2 separate regions of the Homo sapiens genome follow, and region 2 is linked to region 1. The links are chromatin contacts, found by Hi-C or POLR2A ChIA-PET in ENCODE. All regions are on one chromosome and are shown on one strand. Each heading gives the region's core, a stretch centred on a gene start or an enhancer-like site at or near the end of the contact. The rest is flanking DNA. Distances are from core to core; before and after follow the strand shown.

Region 1 (5,754 bases), core at 2,925-5,424:
AGATGAGTAGATGTCTCTGAAATACACTTGGCACAGCACTCAGATATCTATACCATCTTCAAAACTCACAACATCCCTGTGTGCACAATAAGCAAAAGATAGAGAATGACAGGCTATGCAAGGGATTTGCGCAAAAGGTTGGGGAGTTGATCTCTGGTCCAGTACACTGAAGGAAATCTGAGAAATACAGTGCTCCCTGTACACTGCAGAGTGAATCCACTCTCTTTAAGGAAAAGTCTAAAGACTGCAAGGGAAAGAAGACAGAATTTTTTGTTTCTTTGTCAAACCTCTTTAGGAAAACAGAAAAAAACATTTCAGGGACTAAAGGATTGTTTTAAATGTTTTTGCAGGAAGAGAGAAATGGCTTGTCTGCCCTTTCTGGAGCTGGGAGGGGTTCTCCTTGTTCTCCATGTCCTTAGATGCTGTGCTTTTCAATAAACCCACCAAACTGTATTTGTGAACAGTTATGGTCATTAGCCCAAGGAATCTCTCTCCTGTTCAGTTTAGGCACAGAGGTTGTGGGTTTCTCACAAGACTGGAGTATAGAAGAGGGTTAAGAGTAGGGGGTTTGGAGTTAGACTGCCTGGATGAAAATCTCAGCTCTGCCAGGGTAGCTGTGCAAGCTTGGCCTTGGCCAACAAGCCACTTTACCTCCTAGTGCCTCAGTTTACTCATCTGTAAAATGGAGCAGCACACATTATCCACCTCATCAGGTTGTCAGGATTAAAGGTTTTAATATCAGGGAAGTGACTCAACATTGCCTGGGTGTACATTATGGGTTTGCAGTGAACAAGCCTCCATGACTTCTCCATTACTGTCCTTGAATGCCCGGCAAGTGGAACCCAACCGTGCCAGATCCTCCTTTTGGTGGAAAGTATTCAGCCTCTTTGGTTCTGTACAGCAAGCTTGAAGTTAAACAGGGGGATGGTATGAAACCTGGGGTCCCAGGGCCCTTAGCTATGAAAGTCGTCATTGGTGACCTTGAGATATGTTTAGTATTTAAAATACCAAATCATAAAATCTTCTGAAAGTGGTTGCACAGGCTAACCCCACATCAGATTTCCTTACCTTTGGCTGGAATTAAATCAGCTCCAGGCTGTCACAAACTGAGAAGAAACTCTGACTGGGAAAACGAAGGCATTATCCTTAATAAATACAATTTGTTTGTCAGACAGAATCTTTCAGAACATTGGCTATGTGAAGGGAATAAGAGGTGTCCCTTACAAATGGAAAGATTAAAAACCACTAACCTCTGACTCATCTCTAGGATTTGCCAAAGTTCAAGTTTATTTAGTTGTTGTATCAAATAATTTTCTTAAACCTAGCTTTTACTCAGAAAAAGTACAGTATTAAGTTAGGAAAAAAAGGGGGGGCAGGCGCGGCAGCTCATGCCTGCTGGTAATCCCAGCACTTTGGGAGGCCAAGGCGGATGGATCACTTGAGGTTAAGAGTTCAAGACCAGCCTGGTCAACATGGTGAAACCCCGTGTCTACTAAAAATACAAAAGTTAGCCGGGCCTGTGTGGTGGGGGGCGCCTTTAATCCCAGCTACTCGGGAGGCCAAGGTAGGAGAATTGCTTGAACCTCAGAGGCAGAGGTTGCAGTGAGCCTAGATGGATCCACTGCATACAGCCTGGATGAGGAAGTGAGACTCTGTCTCCAAAAAAAAAAAAAAAAAAAAAAAGGCAGGAGGGGGGCAGGGGAGATAATTTAGACTAAACGCTATTCCTTGTGCTCCTCTACCTGATAATTTTGGAGGCCAAAGCAGAATTGTCTGGATAACCACAACCAAGGACACAGCCTATTATAAAATAACTGGGATACAGTTTCCATGTATAAGGTCAACTAGAGGTTGGTTATCCCTATTTCAAATTCTTATCCCTTCTGTTTTGCCAGTAAACTCAGAAACCCACTGATAATTTCAAAATAGAATTCCATTTACAAAATTACATTCTGTCTCTCTATTTTTGAAGAGTATATATTTTTCCCTAAGGTGAGGTTCATTTGTAGCAGGCTTGCTGATGGGTAGGTCCTGAAATGAGAACAAAACTGAACCATATGGCTTGAGAATGAGAAATGGGCAACAGAGTATAATGAGAGCAAATGCAGTGTTGTACCATGGGGGTCCCAGGACTTCTCTGCAAGAGGCTCCCCTCCTATCTGACTGGGCTAGGATCTCATGATTGGCAACATTAGTTGCCATTTGAGCCAGCTGAGAGAGGCAGTGGGAAGCCAGGACACCTCAGCCTGCCCAGGGAGGTCTAGGCTGGCCATCTCTAAACCTTTGTCCTCTCAGAGTTTGGAAAACCAGCAGCTGGAGTAGATATTTTTATTTCCCAATCAGTAGAATTTTAACCAGTTAAGATGATCAATTAGAATTCTCAACCAGCCCAATCTTGACCTAGCTGGTTTTAGGCAAGATGACTTAATGCACAAGGGACATCTCTATCTAGAGATGGTATTGGTCCCTGCACAGAAAGAACTCTTAAAGAAATTCTGGGGCCATTTATCTGGGTGTTTTAAGTGATGAATAAAGAAATACATACTAGGAAGAATCCTGGGATGGAATTTGTACGAATTAATTGATTTCTAACACTTGTTCTTATTATAGATCCAACAAAGCTTACCTCAATCTTTTAAAAATGTCCTGTTTAGGCCAGGCACGATGGTGCACACCTTAATCCCAGCACTTTGGGAGGCCGAGGCAGGAGGATCGCTTGAAACCGGGAGGTGGGGGTTGCAGTGAGCCTGCAGTCCCCACCACTCTGGAGGCTGAGGCATGAGAATCGCTTGAACCCCAGAAGCAGAGGTTGCAGTGAGCTGAGATTGCGCCACTGCACTATAGCCTGGGTGACAGAGCAAAGAGCAAGAATCTGTCCAAAAAATAAATAAATAAATAAAAGAAGAAGAAAGCAAAAAGAAAGAAAGAAGAAGAAAAAGAACAAATCATAACTCTTCATTTATTTGCTTAGAGTCAATCTATTGTATTGATTTCTGGTCAAATGACTGCTGTTTCTTAACCACAAGATTATAACCAACTTAGTGGTGAGAACTAGATTAGGAGTTAGGAAACAGAGTCTTGCCCAGGTTTGCCACTCACTAGCTGTCTAACCATGAACAAGCTCCTTCACTTCTCTGGATCTTGATTTTCCATCTGTCAAATGATGAGGCTGGATTCAAAGGGCCTCTAAAAGATTGTTCCCTTCTAACCTTCTCTTCTGATTCTAACAATTCCTGATTCTAACAATCAGGGATCTTTCTGAAGATGTTCACTTGAGTTTTCTGCATGTCACCCTTTCCTTTCCTTCCCTTCCCCAGAATGCCTTTTTTCCCTCCCAGTGAAACTGAGAAACTGCTTCTGGATCTTTCTTTAAGAACACATCTCTGAGTTTTCCTGTCCCAAATGATTGTTTTCTGCATATGGCGGCTAATCTATTGTCTTCTGTAATATACATTCCTCCGGATAGGCCATGCTTCCCCATTCTCACTGCAGTTCCTCTGCCCCTCCCCCTGGAGTGCTCCTGCCCCCGCCTCCTTTAGCCGATTAGCTCCACACACCCGGAGCCAGCCAGGCACAACGCGGCTCCCCCTGGCACAAGACTGTCCTCGCCTTCAAGCAACCAGCCTGTCTGCACCATGCAGGCAGGAGATCCGTGAACCCTCTTCTCTCTCATTCTTATGCGTAATAAAATAGCGGACTTTCCCCCTTCTTTTTATGAAGACAGTTCTTGCAGCTGTGACTATAACTGTTTTTTTTTTTTTTTTAAATACCAGCCAAGATTATGGTCCCATAACCCAATTAGTGTCATTTGGTTGTGGTCCAAGGGCTTCCCCTGCACGAGTTTTAATTTGGGGATCCCCGGAGGCTGCACTCCACATCTGTAGCCGGCCTGTTCTTCCTCTCCCCTTATTTGCTCGAGGTTTATGGGAGGATTAGCTGTGTGGTCTGGGAGGCGGCTGCTTCTCTTTCATCCTCACGGCTCTCGAGCCGCGGAGGAGCCTTTTACTTTTCATCATCAAGCCCTGGCACCTGGAGGGCGGGCAGCCCTAGCGACTGGAATGAATCAGAGGATGCCCTGCAGGCCCCGGGGGGCGCGGCCCTGCAAGCATGGGGGAGGGGAGGACGGGGGAAAGGCTGCTTATTGGGCTGCTCAGCACCCGGCCAGACTGCGCTGTGCTGGGACGGCGAGGGGGTGGTGAGGAGGGCAGCCGCAGTGTGAGGTGGCCCCCCCCCGCCCCGCCCCCACTCCCTGGCTGGCGAGGGCTGGCAAGGGCTCCGGGCGCTCATTGTGCAGGCAGCTGGCACCAGCTGGGAAGGGGAATTAGCATAACAAAGAGCCGGAGCGAGCGCGGCGCGGCCCGGCGGGGGCTCTGCCGAGCGCCCCGGGCTCGGAGGAGCCGCGCTGTCAGCGGCTGTGGCGCGCTCGGGCCTCCTGGCCTGAGACCCTCGGAGCAGCGGGGCCCGGCCCCCAGCGGGCGCGCTCTGTCTGGGTTCCGGCCGCAGGACTCGCCCGGAGAATGCAGTGGGTGTGGGTGTGTCCGGGACAGCGTGAATGGGCGTGGGTGTGTGTGTTCGGGTGAGTGTGGGTGCCCGTGTGTCCAAGCGTGCGTGTAACCGTGTCCCTGGGCGTGGGAATGCGGGTGTGAAGGGGTCACCTGCACACGGGTGGGGACCCGCCAGCCCTCTTCCCTTCCGCCCCAGGAAGGCCTCTTTGTTTATTTCTTTCCGGAGACCGCGGTGGTTCTTCAATCACCAGTTCTCAATCCTGATTGCACCTCGGAGCCCCCTTCGGGAGCTTTTACAAAACCCTCAGGCCTGAGCCCTACCCCAGAGGCTCGCGATGAATTGGACTCTGCTGAGGCCCCCAGCGGATGTTTCTTCAGACGTCCGCGTGGATTCCGACATGCGGCGTGGTTGGGAACCGCCGAGTACCCACTCCCACTGTCCCCAGCCCTGCTGCCGACCCTGGACGCCAGCGAGCGCCAAGGAGACCGGGGCCGGCTTGGCCTCGGGTTTAGGGCCTGGAAGCTTATCCTTCGCCTTCACTGGTTGAGGTCAAGTGCACATTCCCCCGACACTAGCGCTGGGTCTTAGGCTACCGACTGGGCAACCTCACCTCCATTATTGCATCTAAGCCTTACAGCAGCCCCATGGGAAAAAAGCTGTCGTGAAACGAAGCTCAGTTGAGTGTCACAAAGGGTCACAAAGCTAGGTATTCGACCCACCGAATTGGAGTCCAGGGCTATGGGACTCCAAAGTCCACGTTCTTTCCACTGTAATATTTAAAAATAAAAATTAAACAACTAAATCAAAAACCACCGCTGCTTTTCAAGTGCTGCCAAGACCTCAAGCTGACCAGGTCCCTGGAAAAACCCTGGGAGGACTCTGGAGGAGGCGGGGTTAGGGTGTAGCAAGACTCCTGACCCCAGAAGGTAGATACGGCCTAGACGACGTCACTAGAAATTGCCCGGGGCGTCTTCTCTCCAGCAACCTTCTGCACCGCCTTCCACCTGGGTAGTCTCCCTCCCCGTCCCGGCCCTTCCAGGCTCCAGCTCCCCACCCCCTCCCTACAGGAAGGAAATGTGACAGCACAAGCCGTTCGCCATCACCCAGGAGCTGTCAGCAGCTGCGCAGCCCGGGGCGGGAGAGAGCACCGCGGTCAGAGACCCGGGGACCGGGGAGCTGCACCACCGCGTTCCGGGCCCCGCGCCTGGGCTTCGCCTCGCTGCACCGCGCCTGCTTGCTCCTAGCGGG
Region 2 (5,934 bases), core at 1,741-4,240, 92 kb after region 1:
AGGTAAATCGGTTAGGTTTAGTTTGCCTTTTTCAGTAAATCTTTTAAGGAATGTATGTGAGTTAGATATTTCATGTGTATTTTGATTACATTTTATTGATTTAAATTTTTTTATCAGAGAGTGTCTAACGTTATGCATAACGTTTAAAAATTCTATTACATTTAGACCACTTATATTCTAGCTTTCCTAATGGATTGATTTCATTATAGATTTTGGAAAAAATGAGTCCAGTACACTCTGTAAGAATAGTGAGGTGGCTGAGGGAAGGCTCTGGAGTTAGACTTACTGGGTATGAATCTAAGCTTTGCTGCTTACCAGCTGTGTGATTTGGGGCGGGTTTACTTATCCTTTCTGGGCCTTGGTTTCCTCTTGTGTTAAGTGAGGTTATCAGAAGCACCAACCTCAAAGGTTTGTTATGAAGATTAAGTGAGATAATACTTGTAAAGTGCCTTTTCAGCATAGGAAATCTGTAAATAGTACTTGTTATAGTACAGCTATTACTAAAGCATAAGAAAACTCAGTAGAGGGAAATCTTCATTTAGGACATTAAGCAGTGAGTCAGTAGAAGTGACGATGGTGATGCTGGTATGGAGGGATTGTTAGCTTAATGATGAGAGCTGTCTTGTTAAAGTTCTCTGGTGCATGTGAGTATTGGGTTATAGCCCATTTAGTGCTTGATATCAAGATTTAAAAGCAGAAAAAATTTAAAATGGAAGTGTTGGAATCCATTAGTTGCCTGCATCAGAAGTAAAGCTAAAGTATTTTTGAAATGATATTGGAAGTTGCTGGGGGAAAAGCATCTTGCAGCCGTTATGTTTATGTATGTTTCAGGCTTTGGCAAGGTGTGCTGTACTTTTCTTCCAAGATCAAGGAACAGGATTTCTGCCTGTATGACAGTGGGGGTTGGGAATTTTGGTTCTAATTTTTGCTCCATTGCTGGCTTCTCTGTCCGTGGGTAGATCGCTGCTTCTTCCTGAGCAGGATTCTGATTCCTGAAAGGGACCTAAAAACTTAGCCCTCCTGAGAGGATCCGAGTAGATGGCATCTTTGAAAGCAGGTGGAGTGTTAAATTCCAAAGTAAATGCAAATGCAAGTGGCTCCAGTATAGAAAAAGTTCTGTGAGCTGAGAGATTCTTGCCATTTTACAGCTAAGATTTTATTCTGTGGCCCTCTTGAGTTCTATAATTCCCAGATAAATATATTTTTTGAAATATTCAACCTTGGGGTGTTTGTACCCAATTTGGAGGTGGAGAAAGCTCCCTATTCCTCCAGTCTGAATTCCTTCCCTCTGATTCCAGGGAAAACTTTGCTATGATTTCCTTTAACATCTAGTATTAAATGCACGTTCTACCGCTTTGTCCTCACTTGCCTCAAAATTCTCACTCTTTTCAACAACATTTAGCTTCAAGATCCTGTTGTCTTACAGCTTTGGAGTTGCTGTTTTATCTTCTTCATCTTCCTCTTTTTTCCCCCTACCAGCTTCTGGACTATTTTGATGCCAAGGACAACTCAATTTTTCCCCATCTGTGTGGCTTGGTTCCAGCACTCTCTCCACTTTCACTAAGGGCCTAAATCATCAACCTCCCTGCCTCTTGGGTCTACCACAGCATCAAGGGGCTGCTTTGTAGAGCTTCATTCAAATAATTTTATGTACTGGCTTGCAAGCCTGAGGTTTCTGCAGGAAATAAAATTTAAACATGAAATCGTATGTTTTAAGACTCCTTACCACTTGGCTCCTGTTCTCCCTTCCCTGAACCATCCACACTTTATCTTCTTTACAGTTCCGACCAGTATTCCCACACTGGGGAAGTGTTCTTAGACACATCTCACCATCACACATCCCTACAACCCTCCTTCACTATTACATATCAATAGTGCAATCTCATTTGTGTAGATTAATCAGGTAGACTGCTACTTAAACACAGGCTGTGTCCCTATAGATTGGCCGTTTTCTATAGAAATGATGCTGTAAGTGGTGATGACTTTTCTAGGCTATCTCACAGCTACCCACTTAGCTGATAATGTTGGTGCAGGACTGACTGCATGAAAACAGAAAAGAAACATCACTTACACATTTGAGTAAGAACCTCCTTGATTTCAGCCTGATTGCTCTGCCTAAAGAGGGACATGCTTGTTTAGAGTATGAGAAATGGAAACTTGGTAATTTTGTGAGAGAGTTTTTGGGAACCTCTAAGGGCCTGGACATTTTAAAAAGGTTCCAGTTATATTCCCAAATATATAGTTTTCCTTTTCTTTTACATTGTGTCATAAATCCCTTAAGACATATCTACTCTGATTTACTTTCTGGCTGCACAGCTGAAATAAACAGGGAAAACAAAGTAGGGAAATAATTTTCCTAAGATAAGTGGGCGAGTGTTGAAGGCCGAAAGAATGAGGGTCGTGATCAACTCAGTATACCACTGGAGACTATATGAGTAAACAGCAAACTGTTTCTCATGAAAGCAGGTTGTTGGCAAACTGACAAACTGTGTCTGCCTCCCAGAAAGAATGCTGGGGGGCAGTCACCACCCAGGCACAGTGTTTCTTGTGATTAGGCAAATCTGAAGCCTGTTAGCAATAACGTGAACCTGTGATCAATCAAGCAGCTGACCAGTCATTACCTCCTCCTCCCTGCTCTTTCTGCCCAATAAAAACAAAGGGCTGTAGAAGCTCGAGGTTGCTGCCTTTGCTCCCTAGAAGCAGGGAGCTCTCTTCTTCCCCTGGCCCCTTCCTTTAAAATAGTTACTTTTAAGTTTTCATTTCTGCCTTCGTCCTCCTTCCTTCAGTCTCCTAATGACTGTCTCAAGTAGTAACAGTAGTGACTGTCGTAGTGACAGTCTCAAATAGTAACCATTGCAGTCAGCTACAGGCAAGAGTTGAAAAGAGAGTGTGTGAGGAAGAAAGCTCTGTTAAGGAGGATGGGTGAGTGTCTGTGTGGTGGTGGTGTTTCGAGGTGGCATTCGTGTAATGGAGAGGTGAAAATGAAAGTGGAAAGTACTGCCTGTCATTCCCTTGGGAGTAGCAGAGACGTAGGTGGTGAGGAAGAGGCACCGGGCTGAAAGCCTGCGGGTGGTCCCCGGGGATAGTTTGCTTGCTGTCCAGGGTGGCTTTGGATTGGGCGTCAGAAGAGGAATGAGACATTAACGAAATCCCTGGGGATGCCAACTTCCTGAAAGAGGTCCAGATGCACGTAGGATGGGCATACCCCAGGAAGTTCAGCCAGATTTCTTTGATTCAGGGAGAAAATCAGGGTCAGGGCTTAGGTAGGCTCCTGATGAGTGAAATTCACTAACTAGTAACTACTAATGTTTGTTGAGTGCTTATTCACTGCCAGGCCCTGGGCTAAGCATTTTACATTTAACCCCTTCAACAACCCTATAAGAAAACATCTGGGAGGCCGTTATCTACCCGTTTCCTTAACCAATAAATGACACAGCCTGGGACTCTCCCTGCACCAGCCCACCCCTCCTCCCTGAACCCCACAGGTGGGTTTGGTGCCAGAATGTATCACTGTGCTGTCAAGTGGAGACTATTTGGTTCAATTCCTAAATTTTGGGGGTGAGGGGACAGCTAGTTTCCCTGCTTAGTTACCTGGTGTTTTGCCGCTAGTTACTATGTATCTCTGTGTATTTGTCTACAAAACATAGAGCATTGTTGAAACTATGTTATTGTTTCATTGAAACAATGTTATTGTTTCCTTATACCACTGAGTAGAAGAAAATGGAGTTTCTGCTGGGGCCACTGTCTGTGGAGTTTGCACATTCTCGCTATGTCTGCAGGGGTTTTCTCTGGGTACTTGGTTTCCTCCCACATCCCACAGCTGTGCCCATTAGGTGAATTGGTGTGTCTAAATGGTCCCAGTGTGTGAATGTAACTGAGTGTCCTATTAAGTTTTTCTGTGATGGCATCAAATGCCTGTTGATGCTCATCTGTCCAAGGCAGGGGGCTCTGAATCTAGTCCCTTTTAAAGGCCTCATAAAGTGGCTTAGCCATCAACCCCAAATTTGGAATTCAAATTCAACAAAAGCCAGACATTCCTAGAAATCCCTGCAATTGCCTCCCGTTTTGGGGAGCCTTTGGGGCCACTGTTATCTGCTTTCAGTAGGGTCTTTAGGCTCCTTCAGCCTGAAGTCGAGGTTCCAGAGACTAGACCTTGAAATAGTACAGGCACCTGTGAAAATCTCCCCTACCAGGAGATGGCTTTGAGGGTACAGTTAATTTACAACCCAGCTGAGCCCCAGATGTTGCCAGCCCGTTCACAAGATGGAGCAACAATTCAAGACGAGTCATCGGAACAAGTCATGCCGGCATCGGAACAAGTCATGCCGGCCTGCACTGCCTCACCCCATGCCGCAACTTGCTTCCCCTTCTTAAACCTTTGCACTTTGCTTGGAAATTTGAAGTGGTTCCATTAAGGCAAGAGTCTAGACCGTCTTCCCCATGGCTAGCTTTGGTCTGTAATAAAGTCACTTTCTTTCTGCCATACCTCTATCTTGCTAATTTGTTTTGCAAGTGGTGAGCAGCTGAACCTGTGTTTGGTAACGAGTGTGGGGGAGTGAGTATGAGTGGGTTCTGCGCTGGGATGGCATCCTGTCCAGGGCTGGTTCCTGCTTTGCATCCTGAGCTGCTGGAATGGGCTCAGCTACCAGAGACCCTAAATTGGAACAAGTGGGGTGGAAAATGAATGAATGAATACAAATTAATAAAAATTTGTAAAGTCTATGATAATCATACAAATGCATGACAAAAAAAATGTAGTATGAAAGCGCTCAGTGAGCCCACCCTAATTGTAAATGTTTTGAACTGCATGGTGGCAGGAGGTGCTCCTTATAATTTTTGCTTTGCAAACATTTTATTCCTTGGTTTAACCGACCACCATCACAACTGCCATCACTTGCTGATTCACCAAACTTGGGTAAATAATGATCTTACCTGTGCTTATTAATCTTTAAGTGTATGTGTATAGCTCTTGTTTATTTCAGTGTTTACTATTAGAAGTGTTTTGGTCTTTATTTAGATGTATGATGTTTTTGTGACCAGAAATATGCAGTAGGAACTTACTTTTTGCTTATATCAATTAGCCTATTGTAAAATTAGTAGCATTATACATTGTTTTGTTTAAAGTTACAATTTCCAAGACCCTACTGGTGATGTTCAGTAAGGACTCACTGTACAATCCAGCTAAGAGCAGCACTAAGCTGGGTGCAGTGGCTCACGCCTGTAATCCTAGCACTTTGGGAGGCCACGGTGGGCGGATCTCCTGAGCTTAGGAGTTTGAGACCAACCTGGGCAACAACAACAATAAAAAACTAGCCTGGCATTGTGGTGCATGCCTGTAATCCCAGCTACTCAGGAGGCTGAGGCAGGAGAATTGCTTGAGCCTGGGAAGTTGAGGCTGCAGCGAGCTGAGATCATGCCACTGCACTCCTGCTTGGGCAACAGAGCAAGACCCTGTCTCCAGGAAGAAAAAAAAAAAAAAAGCAGCACCAAAATGAAAAATTATTAAACCGAATTTTCTAGTTCCCTGAGGATTAAATCCTTAATGCAGGAGGATTGTCTCAGATAGAATGTCCCTGAAAAGCATCTAATGGCAGGCCTTCTAAAACTTTCATTCAGTCTACAAGATCATTTGTGTTCAAATTTCAGTCGCCCAATTAGGAGATCAGCTTTTTGCTAATCAGATTCTTCATGAGGCAAAGAGGTCATCCGATGTAATACCAACATCTTTTGACAGGCGAGACATTAAATTATAAGCCAAGAAGTTAAAATTACCTTCCCACTAAAGGGAAGACTACCAAATTCCTGAAAAGTTCCAGAAAGGAGTCTTGTTATTCTAAAGATGAAAGTATTTAAAAATAAATTGTGAATAGAAATGGATAAAGCTAGAAGCAGTTCTGAAAAATAGTAAGGAACTTGAGAAAGTGTTGTTGAAAT

What was found. Hi-C counts contacts between places; a loop is a spot of excess contacts on that map. ChIA-PET counts read pairs that join two places held with the same protein, here RNA polymerase II (POLR2A). Pooled maps may share reads with other maps.
Region 2: a loop to region 1 is called in a pooled map, with 2.0 times the contacts of the local background. The contact joins two enhancer-like sites. A Hi-C loop is called at or near these places in 6 of 50 pooled maps. POLR2A ChIA-PET finds 5 or more read pairs at or near these places in 2 of 52 experiments (Caco-2 and OCI-LY7).

The regions. Positions count from the first base shown.
Region 1 is chr1:210,247,282-210,253,035 of GRCh38, forward strand. No RefSeq gene overlaps it. Among named protein-coding and RNA genes, the nearest start is that of SERTAD4-AS1, 16 kb to the left of the region's middle. RefSeq lists enhancers at 4,087-4,642, 5,198-5,752. Within about 2 kb of position 4,175, at least 11 of the 41 ENCODE cell types and tissues checked have a DNase peak (open chromatin) inside an H3K27ac peak, as active enhancers do.
Region 2 is chr1:210,340,606-210,346,539 of GRCh38, forward strand. The region is part of intron 1 of HHAT (hedgehog acyltransferase); the gene reads left to right. Among named protein-coding and RNA genes, the nearest start is that of HHAT, 15 kb to the left of the region's middle. Within about 2 kb of position 2,991, at least 5 of the 41 ENCODE cell types and tissues checked have a DNase peak (open chromatin) inside an H3K27ac peak, as active enhancers do.